Regions from separate parts of the Homo sapiens genome. Here regions 1 and 2 are each linked to region 3. Evidence: read pairs that join two places in POLR2A ChIA-PET (ENCODE). Cell type or tissue: HepG2. All regions are shown on one strand. Each heading gives the region's core, and the rest is flanking DNA. Links, peaks and the distances in the headings are about the cores only. Region 1 has its middle 54 kb from the start of DDIAS. Region 2 overlaps LINC02951 (long intergenic non-protein coding RNA 2951). Region 3 overlaps RAB30 (RAB30, member RAS oncogene family).

Region 1 (6,237 bases), core at 707-5,706, 52 kb before region 3:
GGTTCTGTTTATGTGATGCATTATGTTTATTGATTTGCATATGTTGAACCAGCCTTGCATCCCAGGGATGAAAACAACTTGATTGTAGTGGATAAGCTTTTTGATGTGCTGCTGGATTCAGTTCACCAGTATTTTATTCAGGATTTTCTAATCCATGTTCATTCATGGATATTGGCCTAAAATTCTCTTTTTTTGTTGTGTCTCTGCCAGGCTTTGATATCAGGATGATGCTGGCCTCATAAAATGAGTTAGGGAGGATTCCCTTTTTTTCTATTGATTGGAATAGTTTCAGAAGGAATAGTACCAGCTCCTCTTTGTACCTCTGGTGGGATTCAGCTGTGAATTCGTCTGGTCCTGGACCTTTTTTGACTGGTAAGCTATTAATTACTGCCTCAATTTCAGAACCTGTTATTGGTCTATTCAGAGATTCAACTTCTTCCTGGTTTAGTCTTGGGAGGATGTATGTGTCCAGGAATGTATCCGTTTCTTCTAGATTTTCTAGTTTATTTGCATAGAGGTGTTTATAGTATTCCCTGATGGTAGCTGTATTTCTGTGGGATCAGTGGTGAGATCCCCTTTATCATTTTTTATTGCATCTATTTGATTCTTCTCTCTTTTCTTCTTTATTAGTTTTGCTAATAGTCTGTTTTCTTGATTTTTTCAAAAAACCAGCGCCTGGATTCACTGATTTTTTTGAAGGGTTTTTTGTTTCTCTGTCTCCTTCAGTTCTGCTCTGATCTTAGTTATTTCTTGTCTTCTGCTAGCTTTTGAATTTGTTTGCTGTTGCTTCTCTAGTTCTTTTAATTGTGATGTTAGGGTGTTGATTTTAGATCTTTCCTGCTTTCTCTTGTGGCCATTTAGTTCTATAAATTTCCCTCTACACACTGCTTTAAATGCATCCCAGAGATTCTGGTACGTTGTGTATTTGTTCTCATTGGTTTCAAAGAACATCTTTATTTCTGCCTTCATTTCTTTATTTACCCAGTAGTCATTCAGGAGCAGGTTGTTCAGTTTCCATGTAGTTGTGCAATTTTGAGTGAGTTTCTCAATCTTGAGTTCTAGTTTGATTGCACTGTGGTCTGAGAGACAGTTTGTTGTGATTTCTGTTCTTTTATATTTGCTGAGGAGTGTTTTATTTCCAATTATGTAGTCAATTTTAGAATAAGTGTGATGTGCTGAGAAGAATGGATATTCTTTTGATATGGGGTGGAGAGTTCTGTAGATGTCTATTATGTCTGCTTGGTCCAGAGCTGAGTTCAAGTCCTAGATATCTTTGTTAAGTTTCTGTCTTATTGATCTGTCTAATATTGACAGTGGAGTGTTAAAGTCTGCCATTATTATTCTTGTGTGGGAGTCTAAGTCTCTTTGTATGTCTCTAAGAACTTGCTTTATGAATCTAGGTGCTCATGTATTGGGTGCATATATATTTAGGAGTTAGCTCTTCTTGTTGAATTGATCCCTATACCATTATGTAATGGCCTTCTTTCTCTCTTTTGATCTTTGTTGGTTTAAAGTCTGTTTTATAAGAGACCAGGATTTCAACCCCTGCTTTTTTTTGCTTTCCATTTGCTTGGTAGATCTTCCTCCATCCCTTTATTTTGAGTCTATGTGTGTTTTGCATGTGAGATGGGTCTCCTGAATGCAGCATACCAATGGGTCTTGACTCTTTATCCAATTTGCCAGTCTGTGTCCTTTAATTGGGGCATTTAGCCCATTTACATTTAAGGTTAATATTGTAATATGTGAATTTGATCCTGTCATTCTGATTCTAGATGATTATTTTGCCCATTAGTTGATGCAGTTTCTTCATAGTGTCGATGGTCTTTACAATTTGGTATGTTTTTGCAGTGGCTGGTACTGGTTTTTCCTTTTCATATTTAGTGCTTCCTTCAGGAGCTCTTGTAAGGTAGGCCTGGTGGTGATAAAATCTCTCAGCATTTGTTTGTCTGTAAAGGATTTTATTTCTCTTTCACTTATAAAGTTTAGTTTGGCTGGATATGAAATTCTGGGTTAGAAATTCTTTTCTTTAAGAATGTTGAATATTGGCCCCCACTCTCTTCTGGCTTGTAGGGTTTCTGCTGAGAGATCCACTGTTAGTCTGATGGGCTTCCCTTTGTGGGTTACCCAACCTTTCTCTCTGGCTTCCCTTAACAATTTTTTCCTTCATTTCAACCTTGGTGAATCTGATGATTATGTGTCTTGGGGTTGCTCTTCTTGAGGAGTATCTTTGTGGTGTTCTCTGTATTTCCTGAATTTGAACGTTGGCCTGCCTTGCTAGGTTTGGGAAGTTCTCCTGGATAATATCCTGAAGAGTGTTTTCCAACTTGGTTCCATTCTCCCTGTTACTTTCAGATATAACAATCAAACGTAGATTTGGTCTTTTCACATAGTCCCATATTTCCTAGAGGCTTTGTTGATCTCTTTTCACCCTTTTTTCTCTAATCTTATCTTCTTGCTTTATTTCATCGAATTGATCTTCATTCTCTGATATCCTTTCTTCCACTTGATTGATTCAGCTATTGATACTTTCATATGCTTCACAAAGTTCTCGTGCTGTGTTTTTCAGCTCCATCAGATCATTTATGTTCTTCTCTAAACTGGTTATTCTAGTTAGCAATTTTTCTAACCTTTTTTCAAGGTTCTTAGCTTCCTTGCATTGAGTTAGAACATGCTCCTTCAGCTTGGAGGAGTTTGTTATTACCCACCTTCTGAAGCCTACTTCTGTCAATTCTTCAAACTCATTCTCCGTCCAGTTTTGTTCTGGATGGTTTTGTTCTCTTTGCTGGCAAGGAGTTGTGATCCTTTGGAGAAGAGGCACTCTGATTTTTGTAATTTTCAGTCTTTTTATGCTGTTTTTTCCCCATCTTCATTGATTTATCTAACTTTGGTCTTTGATGTTGGTGACCTTTGCATGGGTTCTCTGAGTGGACATCCTTTTTTCTGATGTTGATACTATTCCTTTCTGTTTGTTAGTTCTCCTTCTAACAGTCAGGACCCTCTGCTGCAGGTCTGCTGGAGTTTGCTGGAGGTCCACTCTAGACCCTATTTGTCTGGGTATTACCAGTGGAGGCTGCAGAACAACAAAGATTGCTGCCTGTTCCTTCCTCTGGAAGCTTTGTCCCAGAGAGACACCCGCCAGATGCCAGCAAGAGCTCTCCCGTATGAGGTGTCTGTCAGCCCCTACTGGGAGGTGTCTCCCAAACAGGATACACAGAGCTCAAGGACCCACTTGAGGAGGCAGTCTGTCCCTTTTCAAAGCTTGAACGCTGTGCTGGGAGATCTGCTGCTCTCTTTAGAGCTGCCAGGCAGGGACGTTTAAGTCTGCTGAAGCTGTGCCCACAGCCATCCTTTCCCCCAGGTGCTCTTTCCCAGGGAGATGGGGGTTTTATCTATAAGTCCCTGAGTGGGTCTGCTGCCTTTTTTTCAGAGATGCCCTGCCCAGAGAGGAGGAATCTAGAGAGGCAGTTTGGCCCCAGCAGCCTTGCTGAGCTGTGGTGGGCTCCGCCCAGTTTGAACTTCCTGGAGGCTTTGTTTACACTGTGAGGGTAAAACCACCTACTCAAGCCTCAGCAATGGTGGGCGCCCCTCCCCCAACCAAGCTCAAGCATCTCTGGGCGACCTCAGACTGCTGTGCTAGCAGCGAGAATTTCAAGCCAGTGGATCTTAGCTTGCTGGGCTCCATGGGCATGCGACCTGCCAAGCCAGACTACTTGGATCCCTGGCTTCAGCCCCCTTTCCAGGGAAGTGAATGGTTCCATCTCACTGGTGTTCCAGGTGCCACTGGTGTATGAAAAAAAGAAACTCCTGCAGCTAGTTCAGTGTCTGCCCAAACAGCTGTCCAGTTTTGTGTTTGAAATCTAGGGCCCTGGTGGCGTAGGCACCTGAGGGAATCTCTGGTCTGCTGGTTGTGAAGGCCATGGGAAAAGTGCAGTATCTGGGCCAGAGTGCACCGTTCCTCCTGGTACAGTCTCTCACGGCTTCCCTTGACTGGGGGAGAGAAATCCCCTGACCCCTTTTGCTTCCTGGGTGAGGCAATGCCCCACGCTGCTTCAGCTCACCCTCCATGGGCTGCACCCACTGTCCAACCAGTCCCAATGAGATGAACATGGTACCTCAGTTGGAAATGCAGAAATCACCCACCTTCTGTGTTGATCTCCCTGGGAGCTGCAGACCAGAGCTGTTCCTATTTGGCCATCTTGCCAGCCACCCCACTTTCTGCTAATCTTTAGAGTCAATAACCATTCATTGTTGAGCACATACTTATGTGGTAGGCCCTGTGCCAGGTTCTTTCATTTATTAAAAATATTCAGCAAATTGCAGTTCCAGATTGTACCTGGCACTGTACTAGGTTGAAGATAATTATGCCTTCAAGAATCTCATATGCTATTAGGTGGTATCACATACATTACATCATTTAACTCACATAAAATCCCGTGAAGTAGATATTGTATCTCCATGGCCTCTACTTTCTTATCTGCAAAAAAAAGAAACAATATCTCTTAAGGCTACTATGAGAATTAAATAAGATAATGACTGTGAACATGGTACTTGCTCTCAAGTTCAGTGCTCCTCCCACAGTACCACACCTGCCAGTACCAGCATTTTCTGTTTGCTTCCTTCTGCCCCTTCATTATTCATATACCATTTTGAATTTCCACCTGCTTTATAGTTGTAATATCTTTACTCAATTTCAATTCCTCACTTTCACCATGACCTTTCCCCTGTCTTTCTCCCTCTGTTAAAATTTGAGCTTTCTGTTGTCTCTTCTCTAGCCACCCAAGATGCTAAAACAAAATAAGACCAAGGGGAAGAAGATGGCTGGGGCCCCTGCTGTCATGAAGAAGCAAGAAGCCAAGAAAGTGGTGAATCTCCCCTGTTTGAGAAAAGGCCTAAGAATTTTAGCACTGGACAGGACATCCACCCCAAAGGGATCTCACTCACTTTGTCAAATGGCCTCATTATATTAGGTTGCAGCAGCAAAGAACTATCCTCTGTAGGTCACTGGAAGTGCCTCTTGTGATTAACCAGTTTACCCAGGCCTTGGACCTCCTAACAGCTGCTCAGCTTCTTAAGCTGGCCCACGAGTACAGACCAGTGACAAAGCAAGAGAAGAAGCAGGAATTGTTGGCCCATGCTGACAGGAATGCTGCCAGCAATGGAGACATCCCCACTAAGAGTTCACCTGTCCTTCAAGCAGGGGTTAATACTGTCACCAACTCAATGGTGAACAAGAAGTCTCAGCTGGTGCTGACTGCACAAGATATGGATCCCATCAAGCTGGTTGTCTTCCTGCCAGCCCTGTGTTGTAAAATGGGGGTCCCTTACTGTGTTATCAAAGAGAAGGCAAGGCCGGGAAGTTTAGTCCACAGGAGGACCTGCATCATTGTCACCTTCACACAGGTTAAATGGAAAAAACAAGGAGCTTTAGCTAAACTTTGGGAGCTTCAGGATCAATTACAATGACAGATATAATGAGATCCACCATCAATGGGGAGGCAACATCCTGGGTCCAAAATCTGTGGCTTACAATGCCAAGCCAGAAAAGACAAAGGCTAAAAAACATGCCACTAAGCTTAGTTAAATGCACACTGTTGAGTTTTCTGTACAGAAAGATAATAAAAAATTCTCCTTCAGCCAAAAAGAATTCAAGCTTTCTTTTCTGACCTCTTATGCCCTACATCCCCACCCAATTGAAAGTATTTTTTTGAAAGAATGCCTTACTACTGATACAGTGTCAATTGGTGCTATGATTTGAATGTGTTTCCTCCAAAATTCAGGTGTTGCCAATGTGATAGTATTAAGAGGTGGGATCTGTAGGAGGTGATTAGGCCATGGGGTTCCTCCCTCATCAATAGAATTAAGGCACATATAAAAGAGGCTTCACGTAGCATTTAGCTAGCTTTCCAACTTGTCCTTTCATCATGTGAGGATGCAGCAAAAAGGCCCTCACCAGAAACCAGATGTGAGCACCTTGATCTTGGACTTACCAGCCTCCAGAAGTATGAGAAATGTATTTTATTTTATTTATCATAGATATAAATTACCTAGTCTCAGATTTTTTTTGTTACGGCAGCCCAAAATGGATTAAGACAATGAGAATGTAATTGGTATTAATTATGTGGAAAATAAATTGGCATTATTTATGAAAATTTTAAATTGATGTGCTCTTTTAAAAGCAGCAATCCCACTTCCAGGAATTTATCTCACAAATACACTCATATATGAGAAAGTATAAAA
Region 2 (6,237 bases), core at 884-5,883, 86 kb after region 3:
TATTAATAACCGAATTCTAGCAAGCATTATGATCTCTTCAGATTTCATGTAGTTTGATGTCAGAAGCTGCATAGCAAAGTTAAGCCTGATCTGAATTGGCTTCAAGTGGATAGAGCTGTATGACCCTCAGTCTTCTCATGTATAGAATGACTTATATACTCTAAACTTCCTTGTAGTTTTCATATTTCATGACTATGAAACCTGTGAAAACTTACCAGTGTTTTTTCTATTCATACTTCCTTTGAGTCTGCAGCTGCTGTTCTTCTGATTTGATTTTTTTGTTGTTTATTTTTATTAGCCACTATTCATTCAGTACCTTTTATATGTCAAAACGTTTGATATTTAACCTACGTTATTTAAGGGCTTTTGTACTGCTGCTGTACTTTATAGGTGCATAGATATGGTAAAATCACACCATGCCTCCTGCTCTGACTCTGGATAACATATTCCTACAGCAGGATCTCATTTCAATAAAAATTAAAAGAAACACTAGAGAGAGGAAGAAGGGGAGAAGATAAATGTGGCTTTAAATTGATAAGTGAAAGGCAAGGAACTAACATTTGAGGATCTACTATGTGTTAGACACTTTATAACATGGATCTTCTTTAGATCATTGAGATAAGCAGGTAGAAAGACATCACAAAGGGAGTCTGCTTGTATTGATAGCAAGAAGAAAAAAATGACTTCATGCCATAAATCACTGGAATTATTCAGAATTTTTGTTTTGCATGTTATCCTCCATTATGAGGACAAAGACAGCATAATGTCTCTATGTAGTAAGTGTTTGGTGAATGTTTATTGAATAAGTAGGGATTTTTATCATGCATATAGTAGTGTTTCTTAATGTTTTGGATCCATGGACTTATAAAAATTTTATAAAAGCTATGGCTACATCCAGGATGTTACCTCCCTCCCCTGCCACACACAAAAGGAAACAGCCAAGTCCCTCCCCTCACTCTAACCATTCCCACATCTATATTTGTGTAAAACCCATGATTTTAAACTGTTTGCAGCCCCTCTGTAATCCATTCACATGACCCAAGAACTCAGCCCTGGAAACATCTCTGGGTATCCAGGTAGACTAAAAGCATAGTTCCATTAATTTATAGTGCTATATGGTTCTGCCATGCTTTATTGGTCCTTTATAGACTTGAGAAAATCACACCATGCCTCTTGACCATTAACAAATGGTCATGTTCAGTCTTCCTTTTTATGAGTGGAAATTCCATCCAATTTGCTTTTAGGTTCATTAATATGTACTACAACCAAAAGATCAGCAGCATTATATACTTTATCTTTTTTAGTCTTTTGAAGTACAAATTATGCGATTTTACAGATAAATTATCTCATGGGTAGCATATGTCTGGCTTTCTAGGTGGAATGATTCCTATTTCTTTTTGTACCTCTCCCCATTCAGAACTCACTTTGAGGCCAAGCGTGGTTGCTCAGGCCTGTAATCCCAGCACTTTGGGAGGCCGAGGCAGGTGGATCACCTGAGGTCAGGAGTTGGAGACCAGCCTGGCCAACACGACAAACCCCGTCTCTACTAAAAATACAAAAATTAGCCTGGCATGGTGGCACACACCTGTAATTCCAGCTGCTCGGGAGGCTGAAGCATGAGAATCACTTGAACCTGGGAGGCAGAGGTTGCAGTGAGCCAAGGTTGCAGTGGATCAAGATCACACCACTGCACTCCAGCCTGGGCAATAGAGTGAGACTCTGTCTCAAGAAGAAGAAAAAGAAAAAAAACTCACTTTAAACTCTGCTAGACCATTGCCCTTGTATGTGAAATTTTATCTGGATAGAAGAAGATGAGGAAAAAAATTTTCTTGTCTTTTAGTGGAGGAGAATGACATGTAAAACAAGTATTCTTTAAAAATTCCAAATATGATATGAGAACTACCCCATAAAGTTGTGAAGGTCACATTGGTGAAAGGAAAACTAAGTGCTGTGTAAATTACAAAGTTGTCTAAGTATCCACCTGGTCCTTACCTTGCTATAGAATCTTTTTTTTTTTTAGACGGAGTCTAGCTCTGTCGCCCAGGCTGGAGTGCAGTGGCGCAAGCTCCGCTTACTGCAAGCTCCGCCTCCTGGGTTCATGCCATTCTCCTGCCTCAACCGCCCGAGTAGCTGGGATTACAGGTGCCCACCACCACGCCCAGCTAATTTTTTTTTTTTTTTTGTATTTTTAGTAGAGACGGGGTTTTCCCATGTTAGCCAGGATGGTCTTGATCTCCTGACCTCGTGATCTGCCCACCTCGGCCTCCCAAGGTGCTGGGATTACAGGTGTGAGCCACCACGCCCAGCCTACCTTGCTATAGAATCTTTAGGCCTAATATAGTCTAGCCAGAACAGCTATTTGGATGCTTGCCTAATCTTCAATACTGGTTTCCCTTTTATACATGACTGCAAAACTGACTCTCACCTAGGTTTGTGATGTTAGAAACTCCAGTTGTTTACTATTATTATTAAAGTGGGAAACGGAGTTCGTTGATCAAATGGATTAATGTTTTGAGTACTTACTATACACCAGGGGCTCTTAAATTTTTACATAAACTTTCTGGATGGAGAGTGATAGAATCTCCATTGTTCACTTGCCACAAGCCACACCATTTGTAGCTAACATTTGAATGCTTACTATGAGCAAAGGCACTGTTCCAAGGGCATTACATGCACATCATTCATATTTCTCATTTAATCTTTATAACAACTCCTTAAAATACTGGTAGTATTCTTGTTCCCTAATTTGTCAATAAGAAAACTGAAATTTAGAGATTATACAATTTGCCCAGCACTATTGGAAAGCTGGGACTTTGAAACCTGGCTGATTTGACTCCAAAGTCTGCACTCTATTCCAACAGACTGCCAGTGCCTCCAGAATTAATTAGCATTAATATTTTCTGTTGTTTATGATCTAAGTATGGCTGTCCATGGCAGGGAGTTAATGAGGGAGGCATTAATGGGGAAACACTGGACCACTTCTGAGAGATGTGGTGCCCTCCCTCACAAACAGGTTTCTTGTGGTGAAATCAGGTTGGAAGGATAAGAGAGGCTGAAGAAGGTGGAGGTGGTGTAGTTGGGCCTGTTTAGGAACTGATTACATCTGAGCCTCTGGCCCTTTTTCCTGCCAGCTGACTCAGAGCTGGCAGATGGGCCAAAGTCCAGGCAGGTTGATTTCATGGGCTGTATACTTCAAAGGATCTGATTCCTGGTGCTACTAAGCACATTGCTTTTCCGAAGGCACAGTCTTGTGGGGGAGGGAACAGGATGGTCTCCATGAGGTGTTTGTGAAAGCCCTAGGCAATGTTTGCTCTAATCCAAATATATACAGCTTGTTTTGAGTTTGGCAATAAAACACAGAGCCAGCCCTAAGCAGGGCTGAAAACTGAGTATTTAAACCTTAAGTATTCTGCAATACAACAACAGTTAAGTATATGGGTCCTAGAGTCAGATAGAACTGAAATCTAATCTTGACTTCACCACTCAGCTGTAGATAAATTACTAGACCTCAGTTTTCTTGTTCGTGAAATGGGGATTTTAGTTATAGAGTACCTACTTCATATGGTTGTCGTGAGGATTAAACAAAAATGTATACCACAGTACCTGAGATGTAGTAAACACTCTTGAAACATTAGTCATTATTCATTTTTTAAATTTTTCCTTCAAATACTTTCCTATCCAATAGTCATTATTCATTGAAAACTTCTATTTTATAAGACGATCTCAGCACTTAAACAAAATAAATTGATTCATCATGTTTTCACTTAACAGGCATTCAAAAGGCATTTATTATTGTGTTGGGTAGATGGATGGAGAAAATAGCAATAATTTTTGTTGAACACCTAAAATGAGCCAAACTTTTTAAAAAATATTGTCTCATTTTATGCTCACAACAGCTCTATGAAGTATTTTCCTATATTATAGATGAGATCATGGGCCAAGAGAGGATTAGCAACATGCCTAAGATCATATAGTCAGCACTGTCTAATTCTGAAGCCTATGAATAAGGTAGCATTTATCCCCACGGAAGCATGGTATTCAGCAGGCAGGCAGACACATAAACAAGTACAGCTGGCCCATCTAGCCTCACGTTCTGCATCCATGGATTCAACCAAAAATGGATTTAAAATATTGGGGAAAAAACAAATAATAAAACAACTAAAAAATACAAATTTTAAAATATAGTATAACAACTACTTACATAGCTTTTACATTGTATTAGGTATTATAAGTAATGTAGAGATGGTTTAAAGTATACAAGAGAGTCTGGACACAGTGGCTTATGCCTGTAATCCCAGCTTTTTGGGAGGCCAAGGTGGGTGGATCCCTTGAGCCCAGGAGTTTGAGACCAGCCTGAGCAACAAGATGAAACCCTGTCTCTACAAAAAATACAAAAATTAGCCAGATGTGTTGGTGCATGCCTGTGGTCCCAGCTACTCGGGAGAGTGAGGTGGGAGAATCACTTGAGCCTCAGAGATCGAGGCTGCAGTAAGCTGTAATCACGCCACTGCACTCCAGCCTGGGTGACAGAGTAAGACCCTGTCTCAAAAGTAATAATAATAATAAAGTATACAAGAGGATGTCATATGTTATATGCAAATATTATACCTTTTTTTTTTTTTTTTTTTGAGACAGTCTCTTGCTCTGTTGCCCAGGCTGGAGTAGAGTGGTGCTATCATAGCTGACTGTAACCTCGAACTCTTTCCTGAACTTGAGTGATCTTCCTGCTTCAGCCTCCCAAGTAGCTGAGACTACAGGCATGTGCCATCACATCCAGCTAATTTTTAATTTTTAATTTTTTTTGTAGAGATGGGGTCTCACTGTGGTGCCCAGGCTGTTATGCCATTTTATATAAGGGACTTGAACATCTGCAGATTTCAAGGGGAAAGAGTTTGAGGTTACAGTCAGCTATGATAGCACCACTCTACTCCAGCCTGGGCAACAGAGCCAGAGACTGTCTCAAAAAAAAAAAAAAAAAGAGGAGAGTCCTGGAACCAACTCCCCACAGTTATGGAGGAAGGACTGTACCTACAGTCAAAGTGCTGTCGTTGAGTTTTACACTAGGTGCTTGGGAGAACAGAATGGAATAGGTGAACTCTGGGCATGAAGTGAAGGTAGTCCCCTTCACAGGAATAAATGCTAATAATGGGGCTTCAGGTGAGAATGAGGAAGGAAGCCTTTGCTGGTGGAGGAGTTAAGGGAGTTCTTTCTGGGTTTCCCTAAGTCACACTAGAAGAAAAGGGTTACAGGGAGGCCTTTCTGGAATTCCTCAAGTCAATATGACAGCCTCTTAGATCCAGCATTACAACTGCAGCAAATTTTATAGCTGCAAACAAAGAAACTGTCTCCAGAGAGACAGATTATGTTGTTTACTTGAGGCAAAATGGTGGGGGTTCTATATAAATGATATGTCTGCATCCGAATCATCTGTACCTTTTTGGGCTTTAGAACCAAACCTAATAGTAATAATAGCAACCAATTCTTAACTGCATGATCATTAGGTACTAATCACTGCTATGTTCACAGGCTAGAACTCTCAACTGGAGAAAGGTAGAGTTGTTTGTCTAAATCAATAATCTCAAATTAAGTACACTTAATTTGAGCATATACCCCCAATATATGTATATTACTTTATAAGTTATACACATCCACTATTGGGCTAATATAAAATATACATTATGAAATGTAAACAAAAAGTTTGAAGGAATACAATGAAAATGAATAAACTTTTATCTCAGGGAAAATATATACTTAGGTTTCTGTATCTTGTTATTAAGTGGATACAAATTAATACTGTATTTCAAATAGATTTTTTAATAGTTTTGGATGTTTTGAGTCAGCTGGTCAGATTTTGTTAATCATTGTATTTAACTTCATAATGTGACTGATGAAGGGATCATACTAAGTAAAAGTGTCAGTTCTGCCATTTGAGAGTGGGGGATCCTATGTATCATCTTCAATTCACAGGGTTTTCTTTTTCCCAGCAATTTTTTAAAACCAATTATTCACTTTGTAATATTTCATTTTGTTAAAGTTAGATTTTAAAAATCCATAAATCCCCTTTTGAACCACAATATGTCACTAATGCTCAAAGAAAGAAACTCCATTTGTATCTCATCTGATGTGAGCGTCAAATATAGAAACAATGTGGGGATGCCAACCTCAATCCATATGGATGAATAGGGCTTAATTTTCTCATGATAAACCTAAGTAGAAGCTATGAAAATTCTTACCACA
Region 3 (6,237 bases), core at 809-5,808:
TAATATAAATTTGTTCCAAATATTGCATGAGACATATTTTAAAGTTTGTTGTTTACCTGAAATTCAAAATGAACTGGACATCCCATCTGAGTACTCAGGTCACAGTAGAAATAGAGGCCCTAGGCATAACACCATGCTTGCCCAGAAGCTGTGGAGGGCGATGGGCAGGGCATGAGAAACAAGATATCCCTGATAAATCCAAAACAACCAGAGGAATAAAAAAGGGCAAGTAAAACTTCAAGAAGGCATCATAGGGGTTCTTTAGAATCTGGGTCAGACTCTGGAGGGTGGGTTCAGACTGGCACGGGGGCTCAGCAGGTGAATCTCACCCTCTTTGATGATCCCAGAGCACTGTGGACCTTCCTCCAAGTATATCCCCACATGTGTGTCAGGCCCATGGAAGGAGCCATGCTTTATGTGTCTCTCACCCCCTACTATCCTTAAGGACAAAGACTGTACCTCAACAAGACACCTGTCTCTGCTTGTCCCACTGCTGTGTTCAGTAAGTGTACACTGAATTGAAAGCCTTTCATCCATCTTTCCGCCTAACAAGGTTCTGTCCCTGGAAGCTCATTATTGCTTAATTACTAGGAGGCAATTACTAACCATTACTATAATCAACTGCTACAAGCTCACTTGCTTTACATCAGCTGCTAATTTCATGTTATTGCAAGTTAATTATTCTCCTTGGCCACAAATGTCAAACACCCACCTGTGCTGTGGCTGCTCCTTATTCACCAGACTGTAAACTCCAGCATTTTTACATTGCCCTTTATAGTTTACAAAATTCTTTCACAGACATTATCTAATCTGGACCTCCCAACAACCTCAAGAGAAAGCTCTAATCATTCATTCTGCAAGTGAGGAAACTGAGGGTTTAGGTAATGAAGTGACTTACTTACTCTGACACACTGGTGAGTCACAAGGTGGCCTCTGTATCCTGGCTACCTAGAATTTCTCCTCTGCCAGAACACACTATGTGTCCCCAGGTTCCTGGCCATTTGGACCATGATTTGAACACACTGTGTGCTAGGAACGGTGCTAAATGTTTTCCACATGTAATCTTATTTAATCTTTTCAGTAGGCCATCAAATGGGTATTAATATTCCCATTATACAGATAAGAAAACTGAGGTTCAGAGAGATTAATTAGTTCAAAAATCAAACAGCTAATGAGTAAAAGTGCCTGGATTCAAAACCCAGGTCTTTGTGGAAAAAAATTAAGTTGGAGGTCTGTCTCACTCCTTATACTAAAATAAATTCTGGATGGATTCAAAGTTTGGATCTAAAAAACTGAAGGCATAAAAGTACTAGAAGAAAACATTATATATATACATATATATAAAACCTTAAAGTAGAGAAGGCTTTCTAAGAATTACTCAAAATCAAGGCTATAAAGTAAAAAGGCTGAGAAATTTCACTAAATGTTTCAAAAATTCTGTATGGCAAAACAATAAAAATGAAGAACTGACTGCAATATATATTATTAAGGTCTAATTGATTACATGCATAAAAAGTTCCTACAAAATGAATAAGAAAAATTCAATAACCGACTAGAAAAAATAGGCTAAGGACATGAGCAGATAATTCACAAGAAAGGAATAAAAATAGCACTTACATTTTTTTTTTTAAAAAACTGATCAATCTTACAAAAGTAAATTCAAACTATAGTAAATTTATACTTATAAATTATAATTTTAACTATATGTAGTTATAATAAGAGGCCATTCATCTCAGATTGGCCAAGTTTATCCTGTACTGGTGACACTATGGAGAAATGGGGCACTTGTATACTACTGGTGGGAGGTAAATCAATGCAACCTCTATGGAGAGCACTATTGATTTAAAGCTAAAAACGCTATTACAAACCCTCTGACCCAGCAATTGCACTTCTAGGAATCTATCACATTTATACTCACAAAGGCACATGTAGTAGGATATTTATTACAACAGTATTTGGAATAGCAATTATAAAAACAACCTAAAAGTCCATTAGCAGAAAATGGTTATATAGATTAAGGTAGCCATACAACAATGGACCACCACACAGCCTGCTATGGATATCTGCAAGATGTATTAAATGAAAGAAGCAAGGCAAAGAATGGTGTGTTTACAGTATGAAGAAAGGGCGGGGGCATATGATTCTATATCTGTATAGGCACAAGATATTTTTGGAATGACACAAAAGAAACTGGCAACAGTAGTTGCCCCTGGGGAGGCTATAATATTTAGCTCTTTCTAGGAAAGAAGATAACCTCCAACTCTTAAATTATACTCTGCCTTTTTATTCAGTCTATAGTAGTGCTTCAAAAGCAAGACAGTTTTCCTAATACAGGGAGAGAGGCCCTGTTTAAAAAAAAATCTATTTGGGGTACTCTGTTTCAATCTTTGTGTCTTTCTCTTTGCCCAGCTGCACCCCTTCATGGGACAGGGACCCCAGGAAGGAATGTCCCACCCAGACTCTGGAGTTGCTTTTCCAGTTCATTGTGTGTATCACTGCTTTCTCTAAACCATGTCTCAGCACAGTGAGTCTCTACAAGGAGGATTCATTCTTTCAGACCAACTTCCCTCAAAACCAAGTATCCACAGTATGGCAGCCAAAACCAATGGATCAAACAATAGCTTGCTTGTGTCATGAATAAAAACAAAACTCTCACACATTCTTACAGCTTAGAAATTACTCTCACTTCACTCTGACACAGAACATTTCTGAGGAAGCAGAAGGAGCTCATCTTTTTCTCCCCATTTTACAGAAATGAGATTTGAAACCAAGATAGTGACTTGCCTCAGGCCACGCAGCATGTAAGCAACAGAGCCAGAAGAGCAAACACAGGTCCCCTGACTCCAAATCAGAGCTGCTGCCAGGACAAATAAGATCTGCACATATAAATCTCCATTGGGCAAGGCCACAGACAAAACTGTCAGGGGTGGCTGGCATGAACACATGCCATGGATTGGGGGTGGAGTTAGGAGGAAGGAGCTCAGAAGCAGCCCTTAGAATACTTTTCAAGATATGCAAAAAGTAAAAATGAAAATGAAAAATAAAGCAGGCCTGAGACCTCCATAATACTATTTTCAAAAATCAAGACAATCAAATATTTTATTTTATTCTTCATATATTATGTTTGATATTTTCCTAATTCCTAGAAATACAAAACGGATTTGGGATTCCAAACATGAGAATGATTCCACAAAGCAGCATTTCATCAGCATTAACCCAAGCAAACACCTGAATTATCTTCTGGTGCTCTTTCTGCCATAGTGAGAAGCTGGCCATGGGGAGCATCCCTACACTAAGCACAGATTTGGTTTTCCACATATAGGTGAGAAGAGAAGGGAAGAGGCCACCGCTTAGGACCCACTCAGTTAACTCCCCAGGCGGGGCTAATTTGTTTCGTACCACAGCACCTGGGAGCAGGTGCTTGACAAAGAGGCTCAGATGTGCCTGGAAATACTCCTGCTTTGTTTCCTGGGGGAAGAAAAAGGATACCCTTCCCACTCATCGACCCCCTTCCAAGTTGGAGACTTCTGTCTGCAAAACATGTTTGTTAAACTGCCCTAAAAAAGGCACTTGCAGACCCAACTTGCTGTTTCTGTCTTCTGCACAAGCAGGTGGGGCTCCCTCTGTTGTCCTCCTCCAACAATAAACAATACCACTGCAAAGAGCTCTGGGCTTTGCCCCATTGCCTTCCCCCTTGTATTCTCTAAATCAGGGACCGTGTCTAATCTTTCCTCTGCAGAAGCTTCCCTGCGCCTGCTTGGCTGGACCGGAAGAACCTTCTTATCAGCTTATTCAGTCTCCTCCCACCGGGCTGAACACACAAAGCAGCCTGGCCAGGGAGCCAGAGGTCAGGGCCACGGCTCAGAACTGGGCTCAAGTCTTTCCCCTGATGGTCCTCTGCCCCGGAGATCAGAGGCCTACCAGGAACAGAGATGTCTTCTCCCTGTTGGAAGACTGTCACACTAGGCTGGACCCCTCCTTCAGCTGTTCAGATTCCCTCCTCACTGGAAGCAGGAGAAAAAGTGAGAGGGAAGCAAGTGTCCACATGCTCAGCAACCTGAATAGATGAAGACAAAAAAAGAACTCTCCCAAGTTTGTGACAGGTCCTGTGTCAAGCAAAAGAATGACTACTTGTCTAGAGCTTTACACACACCAGGCCATTATTGCATCCTTGAATCAACCCCATTGGGCAGAATTTCTTACATACTGTTACTATCAATGTTTTTACATCTATAGAGCACTTTTAGTTTCCTAAGTGTTTTCCAGTGCATTATCCTGGCAAATTCCTGTATCATGGCAAATTCTTATGCAGAAGATAGGGTACAAATTTTCCCTCAGCAGGGATGGACGCACACACATGCACACACACTCACACAGCATACCATAACCTATCTGTCACCAAGGCCTGCTTGAATACACCCCTGCTTAACCCCTGTCCCCACTGCACCAACATGGCTCAGGGACTAGTCAGCTCTCCCCCACCCAGCCTACTGTGGACTTCTAACCAGGCTCCCTGCAGCCAGTCTACGAAGTGTTTTCCCAAAAGTGCCAACTAATTATCAGCCTTGAGGATGCAGTTCAACTCCTTAGGTAGGATGGTGTAACAAGGCTCTTCATAATCTGGCCCAAATTCACCTCTCTTCAATTCCCATATACGTTAGACTCCATCACATAACAATGAACCCTGAGCTCCTTAAAGTTGAATTCAACAAGTATTTATTAAAGAAATGGCCAAAAAGCGGGAAACCTTTTTTTTTTTTTTGAGCAGAGTTTCTCATCACCCAGGCTGAAGTACAATGGTGAGATCCCAGCTCACTGCAACCTCCACACCCCAGGTTCAAGCAATTCTGTCTCAGCCTCCCAAGTAGCTGGGATTACAGGCACCCGCCACCATGCCTGGCTAATTTTCATATTTTTAGTAGAGACTGGGTTTCACCATGTTCGCCAGGCTGTTCTCAAACTTCTGACCTCAGGCAATCCGCCCGCCTCGGCCTCCCAAAGTGCTGGAATTACAGGCGTGAGCCACCGCGCCCGGCCAAAAACGGGGAAATTTTTAAGCCAAAATAAGTAGTCTCTTTCAAAGAGTTCCAGATTTCAAAAAGTCTATGAAATCAAGAATTCTGTAACCATGCTGCAGGGTACAGTTTGAGAGCTGGGTGGAAGATGTGGATGTGTAAAATTTAGCAACAGATGGAACCTGAGGGAAATCCTAAAGAAAATATAAATTCTGGGATTTTAATCCCAGGAACAACATGCCCAGGGAGCCAAAAACACCAAAAATAAATAAAATAAAATAAAATAAAATAAAAACAAATAACAAAAGACCAGAGAGGTCCAAACTTATTTCAAGATAAACAGATAAATAAATGGCCACTGGTGTTAACCTACTGAAGGCAGGAATGGCATCCAAACATTAACAGGTGAAGTAGAAAGAGGCACAACTTTCCTCAATAGCAACTTTTCAATACTCATCAAAAGCCTTTCAATACTCATCAAAAGCCTTCACAAGGTCCACACACTTCAACCCAGCAAGAGGAAAATTCTGCTTCTGGGAATTTTCCTACAGAATGCTTCCTAAATGTGCACAAAGATTTACCTATTTACTTACTTTTACTTTCTGTAGAGATGTGGTCTCACTATGTTGTCCAGGCTGGTCTTGAACTCCTGCCCTCAAGTGATCCTCCTGCCTTGGACTTTCAAAGTGCTGGGATTACAGGTGTGGGCCACCACATCTGGCTAAGATGACCCCCAAGATGGAGGGAGAAGTAAAACCTCTATATACCAATAGAGAAGGGCTAACAGAGAAGCCACATGATACAGCATTATGAAATAAATACTTGGACTGGGCGTGGTGGCTTGTGCCTGTTATCCCAGTGCTTTGGGAGGGCAAGAAGGAAGGATCGCTTGAGGCCAGGAGTTTGAGACCAGCCCAGGCAACACAGCAAGACCCAACCTCTACAAGAAATTTAAAAATTAGCCAGGTGTGGTGTCATATGTCTATGCTCCTAGCTACTCAGGAGGCTGATGTGGGAAGATCTCTTGAGCCTAGAAGTTAGGCATTACTGTGAACTGTGATCACGCCATTGCACTCCAGACAGAGTGAAATCCTGTCTCTAAAAAACAAAAATAAATAAATAAATACTTAGAAGGAAATAAATTTTTAAAATTCTTACCTCTGGGTGGTGAGATTATGAATAGCTTATTTCCTTTTTTTCATATTTATATCTTTTCCAATGC

The links. Peaks named below come from ENCODE experiments on the same cell type or tissue, not always from the same donor. Only the 100,000 strongest peaks of a DNase experiment are listed, where the experiment ranks them.
Region 1: POLR2A ChIA-PET joins it to region 3 with 10 read pairs; 11 of 35 experiments call an interaction of 5 or more read pairs at or near these places.
Region 2: POLR2A ChIA-PET joins it to region 3 with 10 read pairs; 7 of 35 experiments call an interaction of 5 or more read pairs at or near these places.

What each region holds. Positions count from the first base shown.
Region 1 is chr11:82,952,642-82,958,878 of GRCh38, forward strand. It overlaps the pseudogene RPL7AP54. Among named protein-coding and RNA genes, the nearest start is that of DDIAS, 54 kb to the left of the region's middle. In HepG2, for the core only: no CTCF peak of the experiment used is centred there; a DNase peak (open chromatin) is centred at 3,590.
Region 2 is chr11:83,089,836-83,096,072 of GRCh38, forward strand. It overlaps LINC02951 (long intergenic non-protein coding RNA 2951), which reads right to left. Exons shown (of 3, transcript NR_186233.1): 2 at 6,234-6,237. Among named protein-coding and RNA genes, the nearest start is that of LINC02951, 4.2 kb to the right of the region's middle. In HepG2, for the core only: no CTCF peak of the experiment used is centred there; a DNase peak (open chromatin) is centred at 3,216; H3K4me3 peaks cover 344 bases.
Region 3 is chr11:83,004,329-83,010,565 of GRCh38, forward strand. All of the region lies in intron 1 of RAB30 (RAB30, member RAS oncogene family), which reads right to left. Among named protein-coding and RNA genes, the nearest start is that of SNORA70E, 34 kb to the right of the region's middle. RefSeq lists an enhancer at 3,539-3,598. In HepG2, for the core only: no CTCF peak of the experiment used is centred there; DNase peaks (open chromatin) are centred at 3,763 and 4,403; H3K4me3 peaks cover 600 bases.